2 separate regions of the Homo sapiens genome follow, and region 1 is linked to region 2. A link is a loop called in an ENCODE intact Hi-C map of the cell type or tissue named here. Cell type or tissue: ascending aorta. All regions are shown on one strand. Links, peaks and the distances in the headings refer to the core of each region. The heading gives the core; the rest is flanking DNA. Region 1 overlaps LOC105372790 (a long non-coding RNA gene). Region 2 overlaps LINC00649 (long intergenic non-protein coding RNA 649).

The links. Hi-C counts contacts between places; a loop is a spot of excess contacts. Peaks named below come from ENCODE experiments on the same cell type or tissue, not always from the same donor. Only the 100,000 strongest peaks of a DNase experiment are listed, where the experiment ranks them.
Region 1: a loop joins it to region 2, with 1.8 times the contacts of the local background. A loop is called at or near these places in 9 of 110 quality-filtered maps.

Annotation. Positions count from the first base shown.
Region 1 is chr21:34,000,546-34,008,883 of GRCh38, forward strand. All of the region lies in intron 2 of LOC105372790 (a long non-coding RNA gene), which reads left to right. Among named protein-coding and RNA genes, the nearest start is that of MRPS6, 69 kb to the right of the region's middle. In ascending aorta, for the core only: no CTCF peak of the experiment used is centred there; DNase peaks (open chromatin) are centred at 3,994 and 4,696; H3K27ac peaks cover 2,666 bases.
Region 2 is chr21:33,938,000-33,946,337 of GRCh38, forward strand. It overlaps LINC00649 (long intergenic non-protein coding RNA 649), which reads left to right. Exons shown (of 3, transcript NR_038883.2): 2 at 7,811-7,896. Among named protein-coding and RNA genes, the nearest start is that of LINC00649, 11 kb to the left of the region's middle. In ascending aorta, for the core only: no CTCF peak of the experiment used is centred there; no DNase peak of the experiment used is centred there.

The sequences.
Region 1 (8,338 bases), core at 274-8,273, 63 kb after region 2:
GAATGGGCTGTGCCTCCACCGAGCCTCAAGCCATCCTCTGATCTCGCTAGTCAGACTTGACCACTCTTCCAGATGTGCATGATTCAACCCAACACAGCTGGCAAGGTGGAGGGGCAATATGATGTTTCACTCGTACTAATGTTGTAGCTTCACAGCCTCTTGGGGTGGTCCATAGGCCCCTCCAAGGTGGCCTTGGGTGGGTGGAAGGAGGGGCAGAGGTTGGCATCCAAATTGCTCCAGACTGAGTCTACTTTCAAGATCTATTTTGCACTGGAGATGTAAATTTCCACTTAAAAATGCAAAGTGAGCATTAACACAGAGGCGTGGCTAAAGTTATTTGCTCTGAAAAAGATGCGCAGATATTTTTGTGTCTGGTGGGAAAGGAGAGAGTGTCAAAGGATGGACAAAGGCCACCTCTGTGTGAAGGTGGCTTTTGTGATTTTGGCTTAACCAAAAGGTCCTGGAGATGGAGTGACTTGGATTCTGATTATGGGGGTGTCTGCTGTGTCCCATTCTTCTCATTCAGTTGAATTTAATTCATCAAGGAGGAATCGTGTGCCTGCTCTGTGCCAGGCACTGTCAGGTGCCGGGAATGCAGCAATGAACAAAATGTAGATCAATTCCTGCCCTCTTGGGCCTTACTACCTGGCAGAAGATATAAAAAAGGGCCACTTCCACAGCATTGTGATGACAGTGGGATGTGACCATCCCTTTCCTAGCTAGAACTGGGGATTTGGAGTCCGAAGGCCCAGTTGACGTTTCTGGCCCTTCAACTTCCAGCTGTTTGACTCGAGGCCAATTATTTATTTATTTATTTGAGACAAGGTCTTACTCTGTTGCCCAGGCTGGAGTGCAGTGGTGTGATCACAGCTCATTGCAGTCTTGAATTCCCGGGCTCGAGTGACCCTCCCACCTCAGCCTCCCATGTAGCTGGGACTACAACTGGACACCACCAGGCCTGGCTAATTTTTTAATTTGTTATAAAGACAGGAAGGAGTCTCTTATGTTGCCCAGGCTGGTCTCGAACTCCTGAGCTCATACAATCCTCTCACCTCAGCCTCCTGAGTATCTGGGACTATAGGTGTGAAGACCACGCCCAGCTGATTTTTTAATTTTTATTTTTAGTAGCGATGAGGTCTTGCTATGTTGCCCAGGCTGGTCTCCAACTCCTGAGCTCAAGAGATCCTCCCACCTCGGGCTCCCAAAGTCCTGGGATTACAGGTGTGAGCCACTGCACCTGGCCTATTTACTTTTTTTAAGCTTTAGTTTTTTTCAGTTCTCATATGAGGAAATGACATCTGCCATGTCCACTTTGTGAGTTTTTAAAAATGAGAATACAGTGAGATAATCTACCTGAAAGCTTTTTGTGAGCTCCTAAGGAGACTTTTGAACTGTTATTGGTACTATGATCTCTCACTATCCTCTATAATGTCATGATGCTACTTGTTATCAAAAGCTGACAAAAGCTATAAACGTGCACTCTTTGTCATAGTAGCCACTAGCCACATGCAGCCGAAATGGGGCTAACTGGAATTGAGATGTGCTGTGAGGGTAAAATACACACTAAACTGTGAATTTAGTAAAAAAAAAAAAAAAAAAAAAGTAAATCTCTTATATTGAATATATTTTTGATCTTTTGGGTTAAATTGAATATATTACTTAAAGTAATTTTTTTTTTTGGAGACTAGGTCTTACTCTGTGGCCTAGGCTGAAGTGCAGTGGCGTGATCCTGGCTCACTGCAACCTCAACCTCCTGAGCTGAAGAGATCCTCCCACCTAAGCCTCCTAGGTAGCTGGGACCACAGGTGTGTGCAACCGAACCCGGCTAAGTTTATTTTTTGTGTGTATTTTTTTGGAGAGATGGAGTTTCGCCATGTTGCCCAGGCTGGTCTTGAATTTCTGGGCTCAAGCGATCCTCCCACCTCGGCCTCCCAGAATGTTGGGATTACAGCAGGCCTAGCCTAATTTTGTTAATTTTTAAATGTGGCTACCAGAGAACTTTAAATGAACTATGTGGCTCACATTATGTATTGACTGAACAATGCATCTGTAGAGGCTGTCTTTGGAAGTTTACTATATAACCAAGACCCACGAACACTCATGCAGTTCCCAGGGGTATCATGGACTGCTTAAAGTCCCATCTGTGAAACCCTAACATGATGATTTTAAAGGTTACTTTTCATTTACATTCAAAATGTACATAAAGAATGTCCCTGTGAGATTAGATCACTTAAGGGAGAACCATGTCTGTGTTTCACTACGCAGAAAATGGTTTCATCGTCTTTGTCCTGAAAGCCACTGCCTGGAAGGGCTGTGCAGCGCTCAGAGTGGGAGAGGCAGACCTCTGAGACAAATGACTTCAGCATCACTACAGCTGTGGCTAGAATGAGAACAGCCTCAAATTTCACTAATGAAGAGATTTTCTGAGTTCCATGTGAGCAACGCCGCTTCCTTCCCATCCCCGAGTGATTCCCCTTGTCAAAGAAAAAAGACACAACCAAAAGGGAGAGCTGCCATCCTTTCAGGTCCCTTCTTGTTCTTCGTCTCACTGAATTCACCCCTAAATGCTTTGAAGTATTCTCCATGACTGTTTCATCAACTGAGGAAAGGAGGCCCAGAATGGCTTAGAAACTTGCTAACTGGTTTAGAAGAAGAACTGAGATTCAAATGCTTTGCAGTGTAGGTCTGCTTCTGCCACAAAATGGCAGCCAGGGGAGGAAGGAGAAAGTGAGGAAAGGGGGAAAATTAGCGCTCGGGCTTTGTCAGATCTCAGGAGAGGCGGACGCTGGCTAAGCCCCATCGCCTTATCTTTATTTTGTGAGAAGCAAACTGTGGGGTTTGGTTGCAAGAGAAGATCTTACTAGGGACCAGTTGCAGGGTGTATTAATCAGGGGTTTCCAGAGAAACAGAACTAATAGGATCTATCTGCCTGTCATCTCTCTCTCTCTCTCCTATCTATCTATCTATCTATCTATCATCTATCTATCTATCATCTATCTATCTATCTATCTATCTATCTATCTATCATCTAATCTATCATCTATCTATCTATTCATCATCTATTTATCAACTATCATCTCTCATCTATCAACTATTTGTTTGCCATCTATTATCTATCTATCATCTATTTATCTATTAATCATCTATTTATTAACTATCAATCTATCATCTGTCATCCATCAACTATTTATCTGTCTATCCATTCTCTATCTATCTGTCTCTCTGTCTGTCAATCAGTCAGTCAATCCATCGCCAGAATTGGCTCACATTATTATGGAGGCTGAGAAGTCCCACAATCTGATCTACCATCTGAAAGCTGGAGACCCAGGAAAGCTGGTGGTGTAATTCAGTCCTGGGAATGGAGGTGGTGGGAGGATACTGGCGTCAGTTCCAGACTCTAAAGGCTCGAGAACCAGGAGCTCCAAAGTTCAAGGGCAGGAAAAAATGAATGTCCCAGTTGAAGATGAGAAAACAAATTCACCCTTCCTCTGCCATTGTGTTCTATTCAGGCCCTCAATGGATGGGATGAGGCCTACACACACTGCTGAGGGCTCTCTTCTTTGCTCAGCCGACCAATTCAAACGCTCATCTTTTCCAGAAACACCCTCATAGACACACCCAGGAATAATCTTTTACCAGCTATCTGGGCATCCCTTAGCCCAGTCAAGTTGACACATTAAAATTAACCATCCTACAGGGATTTCCTACCGTTTTGGGGAAGCCATCTTTTCATGGCTTCCTTCCAGAGGAAAATTCCTGCTATATGCTTGACAGAAAGAACAAAACCCCAAACATACAAAAAGACCAGTCTGTGGAATGTAGACAATTTGGGTCAGATGTGGTTCCCTGCCTAGAGGAGCCAGTGAGATGAGCCATTTCCATCCACCAAAGATGGGCTTGAAATGTGGTCTACCTTTCAACATGGTGCCACTGAGGGCTTCTGAGCTGGCTGTGATCATCTGACAAAACGCTGTGTTGGCCAACTCATAGAAGAGTTTGCTAGCTGGCCTGGCCCCAAGCAGAAGCAGCAGGTTACTGCCCAAATTCTCCAAGTGGGATGACCAGCGGCTATATAAAGGGCAAACAAACAAGAAAGCCTTTCTTTCTGAGAATGTTTCCACTGCAGTTAGGTTAGAAAATGATCCAGGGAAGATATAAACTAGCCCTTTCATTTAGCAAAATAAAATGCCTATCCGCTTGGTAATCTGTGCAGTGGAAGTCAGAGCCAGAGTCTTGTTTTTAAAGATTTTGTTTAATTCACCACCCCCATACCTCCCCTCCCACTGCCTAGCATCAGGCTGGACAAGAAGAAAAGGGACACTGGCCTGCAGATGCTGCCACGTGACATGTCCTTATAGAATAGCTTCTGTGACATTTGTATTAAGTAACCACAGGAAAAAAGGTGAGGTGTTGATGACAGAAGGCATCTGTATTTTCTGGGGTTGGGTTCCAGTTTTAATGAATATGGATAATGCACAAAACATCTCATTTTTCGGAGCTGTGTTTTTTCATTAAACACTGCCACTCTGCATGGGAAAGGAACTGGACATTCCTGACACATTATTTGGCAGGTCTCAATCGCAAGTGCTCCAATATTGGCTTTCGGAAACCCATTCCAGATTTGGCCCAGATTGTCAAATCTTGTCCAGAGCACCAAGTCAAAAGGTGCCTCTAAGCCCTGGGCAGAGTGCCAGGCTCTGAAAAACACTGGCTGGATCTCCTCAGGGACCCTGGCTGAGACAGGCGAGTGATTTGTTCTTCAAATGACCTTTCCCTCCTTGGAAAAGAGCACCCGGAATAAAAGTGCAAGATGTGCTTCAGATGTCCCCCAAGAGTTTAACACAAGCAGAGGTATTGAGGGGCTTCTGTGTATTGACCAAAGAAGAAACATTTTTTTGGCTGGGCATGGTGGCTTACGCCTGTAATCTCAGCACTTTGGGAGGCTGAGGCGGGTGGATCACCTGAGGTCAGGAGTTCGAGACCAGCCTGGCCAACATGGTGAAACTCCCATCTCTACCCACAAATACAAAAATTCGCCAGGCATCACCTGTAATCCCAGCTACTCGGGAGGCTGAGGCAGGAGAATTGCTTGAACCCGGGAGGCGGAGGTTGCAGTGAGTGTGGTGGTGGGCACCTGTAATCTCAGCTACTCAGGAGGCTAAGGCAGGGGAATCAATTGATCCGATCTTGGCTGCAGTGAGCCAAGATCGAACCACTGCACCCCAGCCTCGGCAACAGAGCAAGACTCCATCTCAAAAACAAAAACAAATGAACAAACGAACAAAAAGAAACATTTTTTCCCTGTGGTAGGATGTCTGCCCTCAAGCAGTGAACCCAACTACTGTAGAACTGGTGGCACCTGTCCAATTAAAAATGACATTTGCTTTAAGGTAAAAATATATTATATATTAGGGTTGGGGCTCTGTCTTCTCCTGAGTAGTGTGTCATCCAGCATTTTTCAAAGCATGGTCTGGAGACCCTCCTACATCAGAATCAGGGGACGTGTTTCAATTACAAATTTCTGACCAAACCACCTACCAAATACGTGGGAACTAGAGCTAAGAATTTTCACTGTACCAAGCTCCAGGAAATCCTGATATACCCCAAAGTTTGTGAGCCATTGGATGTAAAAAACCACATACATATATATAAAATTGTTGTTGTTTGTTTGTTTTTGAGATGGAGTCTTGCTCTGTCTCCCAGGCTGGAGTGCAATGGCGCTATCTTGGCTCACTGCAACCTCTGCCTCCTGGGTTCAAGCCATTCTCTTGTCTCAGCCTCCTGAGTAGCTGGGATTACAGGCATGAGCCACCACACCCAGCTAATTTTTGTATTTTTGGTAGAGATGGGATTTCACCATGTTGGCCAGGCTGGTCTTGAACTCCTGACCTCAAGTGATCTGCCCACCTCAGCCTCCCAAAGGGCTGGGATTACAGGTGTGAGCCACCACACCTGGCCCCCTTCATATATTTTAAAGCCATTAAAGCAAGCTGTGATGGACAATAAGATTGGTTTCTTTTGCTCACATCCATGTGAACTTATTTAATTGTGTGTCTGTGGTAGTGAAACTTTGAACCACAAAAGACAGGGACTACTTTAAGCCTTCGCTTTTGCAGATTGATACGTGTATCTCGTCCTTTTGCAGTTACTTGTCATTATCTGCCTAAGAATAGTATTTCTAAGAAGTTGTTTCTGTGTATCTTCTGGGGAAGAATTTGTCCTTCAGTTACATGTGATTGCAACATGTTGATAAAAGCAAAAGAAAAGCAATAAAATCATTTGGTTGAATATCTCATTTCTTTGAAGCCAAACAGTTTTTGAGTGATAAGAAAGCAATTCAGTGGAACTTACTGTTCAGCATCTTACAGAACAGGATTCATATGTACTTGTGTATTCACATGCGAATTCATGCACACATTATCACCTAAGAGAGTCTGAGTGTCCTGGTCCTCAAAGTATGTGGTTTTCAGAATTTACACTGTATACAAATCTAGAACGACATTTGCTGCCTAAAGGACAATGACGTTAGATCTACACAGCAAGAGTTGAATAGAGCTTTGTTCATCTTCTCACAAATTTGGGTGGATCTAAATTGCTTATTTTAGGACAATTTAAACTTCCTAGTTTAAAACTTTATGGTTATCTGGTTAACTTAGGTGAAGTCTATTACATTAGACAGCAATGAAAGCAAATGAGCCACCCGCCAAGTAACAAATGGACCTTTAACCAAATATTCCTAAATATTCCAAATATTCCTAAATCACTACAAAACGCTTCTCTAAAATCCCCAAAACTGTTCCATCCAGGGACAATATAAAGTCAACAGGACCCTATGAAGATGCCAGTGCTAAACCAAAGTCAGAACATGTTTCTTCTTATGAACAATGGAATCTTTTATCCATAACGGGGTCTCTTTTTAGTTTGCCTGGTAAATCTAGAAATACCAGGGTGACCCCCACTGAGACATCATAGTACCCAAAGGAAAATGTTGCTTCCTTCATTCTGTGACCATAGAGAGTTTAAAAGTGTGTAGCCAAAACTTTTGTTAGTTTTAGAGGAGATGCATCTAATGATTTTGCTGTGGTTGTTAGGCCAGAAGTTCATTTAGAGTTCATCTATGCCTCTAGATCATTCTCCCAGGTCCTCTTACAACTTCCTGGCTCAATCATAGTGGTAAGGTCCACCTTGTTCAACTCCCATGTTCCTAAGCAACATTAACTACTATGACGTGAAATCAGGAAGACAATTGCAAAGTGCTTTCAAAATGTGTGTGTGTGTGTGTGTTTGTGTGTGTGTGTAGGAGAATGAAAAAAAATCAGGTCTTAAGACATTGCAGAGGCCAGGCACGGTGGCTCACACCTGTAATCCCAGCACTTTGGGAGGCCGAGATGGGCAGATCACCTGAGGTCAGGAGTTCAAGACCAGCCTGGCCAACATGGTGAAACCCATCTCTAGAAAAATACAAAAATTAGCCAGGCGTGATGATGGGTACCTGTAATCCCAACCTGCTTGGGAAGCTGAGGTGGGAGAATCGCTTGAACCCGGGCGGTGGAGGTTGCAGTGAGCCAAGATTGTGACATTGCACTCCAGCCTGGGAGACAGAGCAAGACTCCGTCTCAAAAAAAAAAAAAAAAAAAAAAAAAAAGACAGCAGAGTTTAACAAGGAAATTGAAATCTACTCTAAGTATTTTAAAAGAGGGTATTAGAAAACACTCTGCTATGTCTCAGGTGAAACAGAGAGTATTTAATTTAATTTAATGTATTTACTTAGAGATAGGGTCTTGTTCTGTCCTCCAGGTTGGAATGCAGTGGCATAATCACAGCTCACTGCAGCCTTAAAGTCTTGGGTTCAGGTGCTCCTCCTGCCTCAGCATCCTGAGTAGCTGGGATTACAGGCAGGCACCACCACACATGGCTAATTTTTATTTTATTTTTTAAGGAGGATATCGCTATGTTGCCCAGCCTGGTCTTGAACTCCTGGGCTCAAGTGATCCTTCCATCTCGGCCTCCCAAAGTGTTGAGGTTGCAGGCATGAACCACCGCTTTGGCCAACAGACGGTATTTATGTAACTGCCCAAGGGGTTCTCCTTGCCAGCTGCCTAGACAGAGCCTATTTATCAAGACAGGGGAATTGCAATAGAGAAAGAGTGATTCACGCAGAGTCAGCTATGCGGGAGACCAGAGTTTTATTATTACTCAAATCAGTCTCTCCAAGCATTCGTGGAGCAGAGCTTTTAAGGACATCTTGGTGAGTGGGGGCGTGGGAGGCTAGTGAACCAGGAGTGCTGATTGGTCACAGATGAAATCATAGGGAGTCAAAGCTATCTTTTTGCACTGA
Region 2 (8,338 bases), core at 134-8,133:
CAAGATTGAAATCCTAATTGAGGAGTATGCAGCTGTAACAATTGCCGAGTCTTGGCCAATCCCAGCAGCCTTACTTCAACCGCTCATACACTGCTGAGTGTTCACACTCTGTTCAAATAAGGCAAACGCCGAGCTGTAACCGATCCAGCTGTTTCAGAATCTCACCTCCGATTTCTGTACGTCACTTCCTTTTTTTTTTTTTTTTTTTTTTATAAATTTGTTCAGACCCGAGTCATCCCTGGAGTCTCACACTTGATCTTAGCCAAAAGGCCGAGAAGCGATCATCCCTGGAGTCTCTCTGAATCTGCCGTGATCCTGGGGGCTGCCCGATTCGTGCATTGTTCATTGCTCAATTAAACTCCTTTAAATTTAATTTGGCTGAAGTTTTTCTTTTAATGATACTATGATGTGTCATTATTATTTCACTTTTCAAATTATTCAAAATTATTTTCAATTTTATGGTATGGTACATACCGTAAAATTTCTGTACTCTTTTAAAGCTTACATTTCAGTGGTTTTCAGTATATTCACAAGGTTGTGCAACCATCACCACTATCTGGTTCTAGAACATTTTCTTCACCCCCAAAGAAGCTTCATACCCATTAGCGGTCACTTTCCATTCCTTCTTCCCCACAGCCCCTGGCAAATTCTGACGGTTTTAATGGTTAAATCTTTTCAATTACATCACAAGACACCATGGAACTCATTACTCTTTCTGGCACATAGTAGGTACTTAGTAAATTTTTTTTTTTTGTGATAAAGCTTTCAATTAAGACTTTCTACTCTTTTTGCTGGCATATGTGATAATTTTAAAATTATAGTCCAGGTGCGGTGGCTCATGCCTGTAATCCCAGCACTTTGGGAGGCCAAGGTGGGTTGATCACCTGAGGTTAGGAGTTCGAGACCAGCCTGGCCAACATGGCGAAACCCCGTCTCTACTAAAAATACAAAAATTAGCCAGGCGTGGTGGCTTGCACCTATAATCCCATCTACTCGGGAGGCTGAGGCAGGAGAATCACTTGAACCCGGGGGGAAGAGTTTGCAATGAGCTGAGATCACACCACTGCACTCTGGCTTGGGTGACAGAGCGAGACTCCATCTCAAAAAAAAAAAAATTGTGTTAAACATCTAGAAGAAGACGACATACAGCTGAGTTGGATTTTTTCCCCCTCCTCTCCCATTTAGAAAAGTCTGAACTCAGAGGTCTCATGTCAACTGGATAATTGTTTTATTGGCCTTATTCTTAACTTAGTGTGATTTAGGAAAAGACAAGGACATCTAGAGTCATGTTGTAATCACAGTTCTGTGATATTTCATGTTTTTCTAACTCATAAAAATACAGTGAGGAAATCAACAGCTTGGACTGTGGGAAAAGAAGTAAAGCTGAAACTCTGATACGCACAGGCCTGAGTATGTTGTTTACAGAATGAAAAGCGAGTTCCACATAAGCTGAGACTTGGCTTCAGTCATGCCTGGGAATCTACAAACTCAATGCCCTCTCACTGGCAGAACATAAAAGCTAAAGATTACCCCTAATCCCGTGGCATTTTAAAATCCATGGAATGGGCTTTGGTGCTCAGCAATTTTCACTTAAAGTCACACACTCTTTTGGAGGTACAAATGTTTCAGTTCCCCCAGTAGTATCTCTGGTAAGACTTACCAGAATGAATATTGATGCAGATGAAGACACGATTGTTCTGTCCAGAAGTGATCACACTCCCCTTCACCCCCAAGTTCCACTTTTTAAACAATTCAAATAATGGAAGCTCATGTGACAGCTTTCTGCTGGTAAACCAGAGAATAAGATTCACTGCACTGGAAAAAAAGTGGAAACCACTCACATATTTATCAATGGATGCATGAGTAAACAATATCTGGCATATCCATACAATGGAATATTATTCAGCCATAAAAAGGAATGAAGTACTGACACATGCTACCACCCTGAAAAGATGATGCTGGCCGGGCGCAGTGGCTCACGCCTGTAAGCCCAGCACTTTGGGAGGCCAAGGTGGGTGGATCACCTGAGATCAGGAGTTCAAGACCAGCCCGGCCAACATGGTGAAACCCTGTCTCTACTAAAGATACAAAAAAAAAAAAAAAAAAAAAAATTAGCTGACCACGGTGGCAGGCGCCTGTGATCCCAGCTACTTCAGGAGGCCGAGGCAGGAGAATCACTTGAACCCAGGAGGCGGAGGTTGCAGTGAGCCGAGATCGTGACATGGCACTGCAGCCTGGGTGACGAGAGCAAAACTATGGCTCAAAAAGAAAAGAAAAGATGATGCTGAGTGAGAGAAGCCAGATGACACAAAAGTCTACTTGTATGATTCCATTTATATGACGTGTCAGCAGAAAAACAAACCCGTAGAGACAGAAAGCAGATGAGTGGTTTCCAGGGTCCGGGGAAGGGAAAAGGGAAGTGACTGCTAACGGGTAAGGCATTAGCTTTAGTTAGTTGATTTCTTTTTGGGGTGATGAATATTCTGGAATTAACGGTGATGGTTGCACAACTTTGTGACTATACTAAAAACACTAAATTGTATAGTTTCAGAGAGAAATTTTATAGTGTGTAAACTACATCTCAATTAAAAAAAAAAAAAGTAAAAAGAAAACGCTGCATAAGCCTCCCGTGGGGTTAAAATAAGAGTAAGAGAAAAAAACATGACTTCATTGTGTGGGTGCCTGTGTTGAAGATGATTTAGTAGCTTCTGCCGTGAGGCATTTGCTAGAATAAAATCCTTTCTGCCCTCATCATTGTCAGCACACTGGTTCGGGCCTTTAGCACTCCTACCTGGATCGTGGAACTAAAGAATTTTAGCAGCTGACAAGGACCTTAAAGATTGTAGCCTAACTCTCTCGCTTGTCAGGGGAGGCAGCTGGTGCCAGGCAGAAGAAGTGGCATGTTTGGAGTGGCCTGCCTGGTGTCTGAGCCACACCTGACACCCAGTGTTCTTTCCACTGGGCCTTTATTGCAATTGTTTTCCTCTCTCTTTAGTCTCTTCCTGCTCCAGTAGGATTGTACATTCCACTGACCTAATCTTCCCGAAATACAGATCTCATCACGTCACTGCCCTGCTGAAAAAACCCACAGTGGCTCCCCACTGCCTTCAGGCCCAGACCCCGGGAGCCTCCTTCACCTTCTGTCCACTTCTTGGCTCTCATGGCTTCCTAAACAAACTCCCTTTGCCACTGCAGCACATGGCGTGTGTCCCAATATCACGCTTCTGGGCACATGTTGTTAATCCACTTTGCATATGTTTATGTCTTTGTGGCTCAGCTAGATTGCAAGTTTCTCGGAGACCAGGATCATGCCTTTGACCTCCTGACACAGGGCACAGTGCAATTCCTTGTACTTGTTAGGGGTCTGGAAATATTTGTAGATTAGTTGATTTCATTCACAACCACAGCTAGTCTTCACCTGGTACACCTAAGAATATCTTGGAGGAGGCCGGTTGCGGTGGCTCATGCCTGTAATCCCAGCACTTTGGGAGGCTGAGGTGGGCGGATCACGAGGTCAGGAGATCGAGACCATCCTGGCCAACATGGCGAAACCCTGTCTCTACTAAAAATACAAAAAAAAAAAAACAAAAAATTAGCTGGGCGTGGTGGCATGCGCGTGTAGTCCCAGCTACTTGGGTGGCTGAGACAGGAGAATGGCTTGAACCATGGAGTTGGAGGTTGCAGTGAGTCGAGATCATGCCACAGCACTCCAGCCTGGTGACAGAGTGAGACTCCATCTCAAAAAAAGAAAAAAGAAAAAATCTTAGAGGAGTTCTGGCAACAGGTCACTGTTTTATGCTGCGTCTCTCATGAGTTTAACTTTTGGGTGTAATCTGGACAAGAAGATTCTCGAAACCTCCTATGAGATTGGATTTACTGTCAAAAAAGCAAAACACACTGACTTCAAAAGAAAAAAGCAAACATTATTTTTGAAACAACCTTTTAATTTCTTATAGAAGTACTGTAATTTGTGTTCTTGGAGATTTAGAAAATTCAGAGAAAGTTCCAAGAAAATAAAGAAGAAAATTGAAAGCTCCCATAATCCTAGCCCCTAGGGGCTGTCTATTGATAATCTTTCATTTTTACAGCCATTTTTCTATGCACACACAAACACCACATATATATTCTTTACAAAAATGAGATTCCACTCTGTATACTGTTTTATATCATGCTTTTAAATTAAGATAAAAATTAAAATTTAATAGGACTGCATTAAGTGGGAACAATTTTGCTGCTGTCAACTCGAGAGAGCATTCCAATGACACAGAGAAAGAGCAACTCCCTATTTGTTTTGCTTCTTTGCAAAACAAACAGGGTAAGAAGAGTTCTGAGAACTAAGGGGCAAGGTGCCTTCCTAGCTGCCGACTTGAGTTGGGCGTGGAGTTGCTTCATCTCCTTCTCTGTGTCTCCTCACCAGTTCTATTGAAGGAATTGGAGCTTGTACCCATGAAGGTCCTTTTCTAGTTTTTGGATTTTGTAAGCTTTGTTTTACATTTCTCCCATCCCTTCTTTGTGAATATTTCAGAGCCCTCTACTCAAGAGGGTAGGGGATGTGGCTACTTTGTTCCCTGTTTTGTTGCCAGCATGGTGCCTGGCAAAGAATAGACACTCAATAAATATTTGGTAATGAATGAATGGGTGAGACTCTCATGAGTGATGTCCTTTGTTATGGAAATCACTAGGCCACATGGTCTTCTTTTGGAAGCACCAAGTAGGAATTCTATATTTAGGTTCTTGGAATTGAAATAATAACACAAGTGACATTGTACATTAATCAATTAATGGAATATATGTAGCTGTGGCCCCATGAGGGAGTTCTTGTTAATTCCATTCCACAAGTGGCCAGGGTCCACTGCTAGCCTCATGATCCCAGGTCCCGGGTCCCCTCTGCTAATCTTCACTTTTGGGCACCACGGTTTCTCTCTGGTTGGGTAAGTCATTCCACGACCAGTAAGGCAAGCTTAAGGCCGAAGTTTTCAAATGTCAGTGTTCTTAAGAATTGCCCAGGCCTTACTAATCCCATTTTTTTTTTAGATGGAGTCGCCTAAGCTGGAGTGCAGTGACATGATCTCGGCTCACTGTAACCTCTGTCTCCCGGATTCAAGCAATTCTCCTGCCTCAGCCTCTGGAGTAGCTGGGATTACAGGTGTGCACCACCACACCTGGCTAATTTTTGCATTTTTGGTAAAGACAGGGTCTCACCATGTTGGCCAAGCTAGTCTTGAACTCCTGACCTCAAATGATTCACCTGCTTTGGCCTCCCAAAGTGCTGGGATTACAGGCATGAGCCACCACCCCTGGCCAGTGATCCACATTTTAAATAATTGCTTGCTATGATTTGAATGCAGGTGGTCTGAAACCTATCGAGAACACTAGCTTGAAACATTTCAGATTCAGTGTTTTGTAAAGCAGAGGAGAGGCCATGATTGGCCATTAGGAGCTTCATCAAGCGTCAGCTTGCCCACAGCTTTGGTTTCCAGGGAGACTGGGAAGTAACAATACAATAGTTCATCTTCATTATGAGTGTACCATGCCAAGAGCTTTCCTAAGTGCTTTACATTCATTATCCTCTTTAATTCTCTTAAGAATTGTATGAGGTAGGTCCTATTATTACCTCTATCTTACAAGGAAACTGAGGATCAGACAAGGATATCTAGCTTATCCATGATTAGGTAGAGCTGACAATGGGATTAAATAATCAAGTCCTGCTACTGCCAGGTTAAGAAAACCCAGCTCTTTGTTGTTTTATAACAACTGGGGGAAGCTGGTGTGCATCATTGGCTGATAGGAAGAGAAATTGAATTCCACATCTATGTCCTACTTCATGCATGGATTGCTCTCAACAACCGTGAAACGGAATACAAAACAGTGAAACAGGTGAAATTCACATCTTGTCTTTCCGTGTGCATACTCTTAGGACCAGCCCTGGCCATGTTCTGTATATGACCACTTTAACCTCAAAACTGTACTGTTAAAACTCAACAATAAGAAAAGGAACAGTCCAGGCCAGGTGTGGTGGCTTACACCTGTAATCCCATCACTTTGGGAGGCCAAGGCTGGTGGATCACTTGAGCCCAGGCATTTGAGACCAGCCTAGGCAACGTGGCAAAACCCCGCCTCTACCAAAAAAAATAAAAAATAAAAAAACAACAACAAAACTCCAAATCGTGGTTGTGTGCACCTGTAGTCCCAGCTACTCAGGAGGCTGAGGTGGGAGAATTGCTTGGGCCCAGGAGGTGGAGGTTGCAATGAGCTGACATCACACCACTGCACTCCAGCCTGGGCAATAGAGCAAGACCCTGTCTCAAAAAAAAAAAACAAAAAGAAAAAGAAAAAATGAAAAGGAGCAGTTCAATTAAAAAATGGGCAAAAGACCTGAACAGACACCTCACCAAAGAAGATATATGGATACCAAATAAGCATATGAAAAGATGTTCAACATCATTTATTGTTAGGGAATTGCAAATAAAAATGACAAAAGATACAACTACATACCTATTACAAGGGCCAAAATCCAAACACTGACAGCACCAAATGCTGACGAGAAAGTGGAACAACAAGAACTCTCATTCTTTGCTGCTGAGAATGCAAAATGATACAGACACTTTGGAAGACACTTTGGCAGTTTCTTACAAAACTAACATACTCTTACCACATGATCCAGCAATTATACTCCTTGATATTTACCCAAATGAGCTGAAAACATATCCACACAGAAACCTACACAGGATTTTATAACTGCTTTATTCATAGTTGTCAAAACTTGGAAGCAACCAAGATGTCCTCCAGTAGGCGAATGGAAAAACACACTGTGGTACATCCAGACAGTGGAATATTATTCAGTACTAAAAGGAAATGAGCTGTCAAGCCATGAAAAGACATGGAGGAAATTTAAATGCGATTATGAAGTGAAAGAAACCAATCTGAAAAGGCTACGTATGATTCCAACTATATGATATTTTGAAAAAGGCAAAACGGTGGAGATAGTGGTTGACAGGGGTTGGAGGGAGGGCAGGATCAACAGGCAGAGCACGGAGGATTTGTAGGGACGTCAAACTGTTCTTTATGGTTCTGTAATGGTGGATCCATATCATGATACATTTGTCCAAACCAAAGAGTATACAACACCGAGAATGAACTCCAATGTAAACTACAGACATTGGGTGATAATGATGTATCAGTGTAGGTTCACTGATTGTGACAAAGATCATCCTCTGGTGGGGGACGTCCATAGTGGGGGAGGTGGTGCATGTCTGGGTGCAGTGGGCATATGGGAAGTGTACTTTCTGCTCAATTTTGCTGTGAACCTAAAACTGCTCTAATAATTCAAGTTCATTAATTCAAAAAGAACCCCTGAATTGTTTTAACAGGGATATTTGAATATTGAGTACTGACCAGATATTTACTGATATTAAGAAATTGTTGGCCAGGTGTGGTGGCTCACACCTGTAATCCCAGCACTTTGGGAGGCCAAGGCAGGTGGATCACCTGAGGTCAGGAGTTTGAGACCAGCCTGGCCAACAGGGTGAAACCCTGTCTCTACTAAAAATAACAAAAATTAGCTGGGCATTTTGGTGCATGCCTGTAGTCCCAGCTATTTGGGAGGCTAAGGCAGGAGAACTGCTCGAACCCAGGAGGTGGAGGTTGCAGTGAGCCAAGATCATGCCATTGCACTCCAGCCTGGGCAACAGAGCGAGACTCCATGTCAAAAAAATAGAAAAAAAAAAAAAAAAAAGAAATTGTTGGGGTTTTTTTTCAGGTGTGATACTGGTATTGTGGTTATGTTTTTAAAAAGTCTTTATGTTTTTAGCTGGGTGCGGTGGCTCAGGACTGTAATTCCAGCTACATGAGAGGATTGCCTGAGGCCAGGAGTTTGAGACCAGCCTGAACAACATAGTGAGTACCTGTCTCTAAAAAAAAAAAAAAAAAAAAAAAAAAAGTCTTTATATTTTAGAGTTATATACTGTAATATGTATGAATGAAATGCTATGAGGTTTTAGATTTGTTTCAAAACACTCCAATGTGTGTGTGTTGGGAGGAAGTAGATAAAACAGGGCTGGTGATAGGATGATAATTGTTGAAGCTAGCTGATGAGCACATAGAGCTTGATTACACTATTACTTCAAGTTTGTACATGTTTGGACATTTCCATAATGTAAAAACACAATTACATGCTTCAAGTCTCAATCCCTAGGTCTCTTACACTCTGGGAATGGATTTAATAAATTTAGCAAATGCACCTGAGGTTAATAATGGATTTATACATTGCTGTGGCTACAGAACATTTACATTTTGACACAGGTCTTCAATATCTTAATCTAAATAAGCAAATATTGTG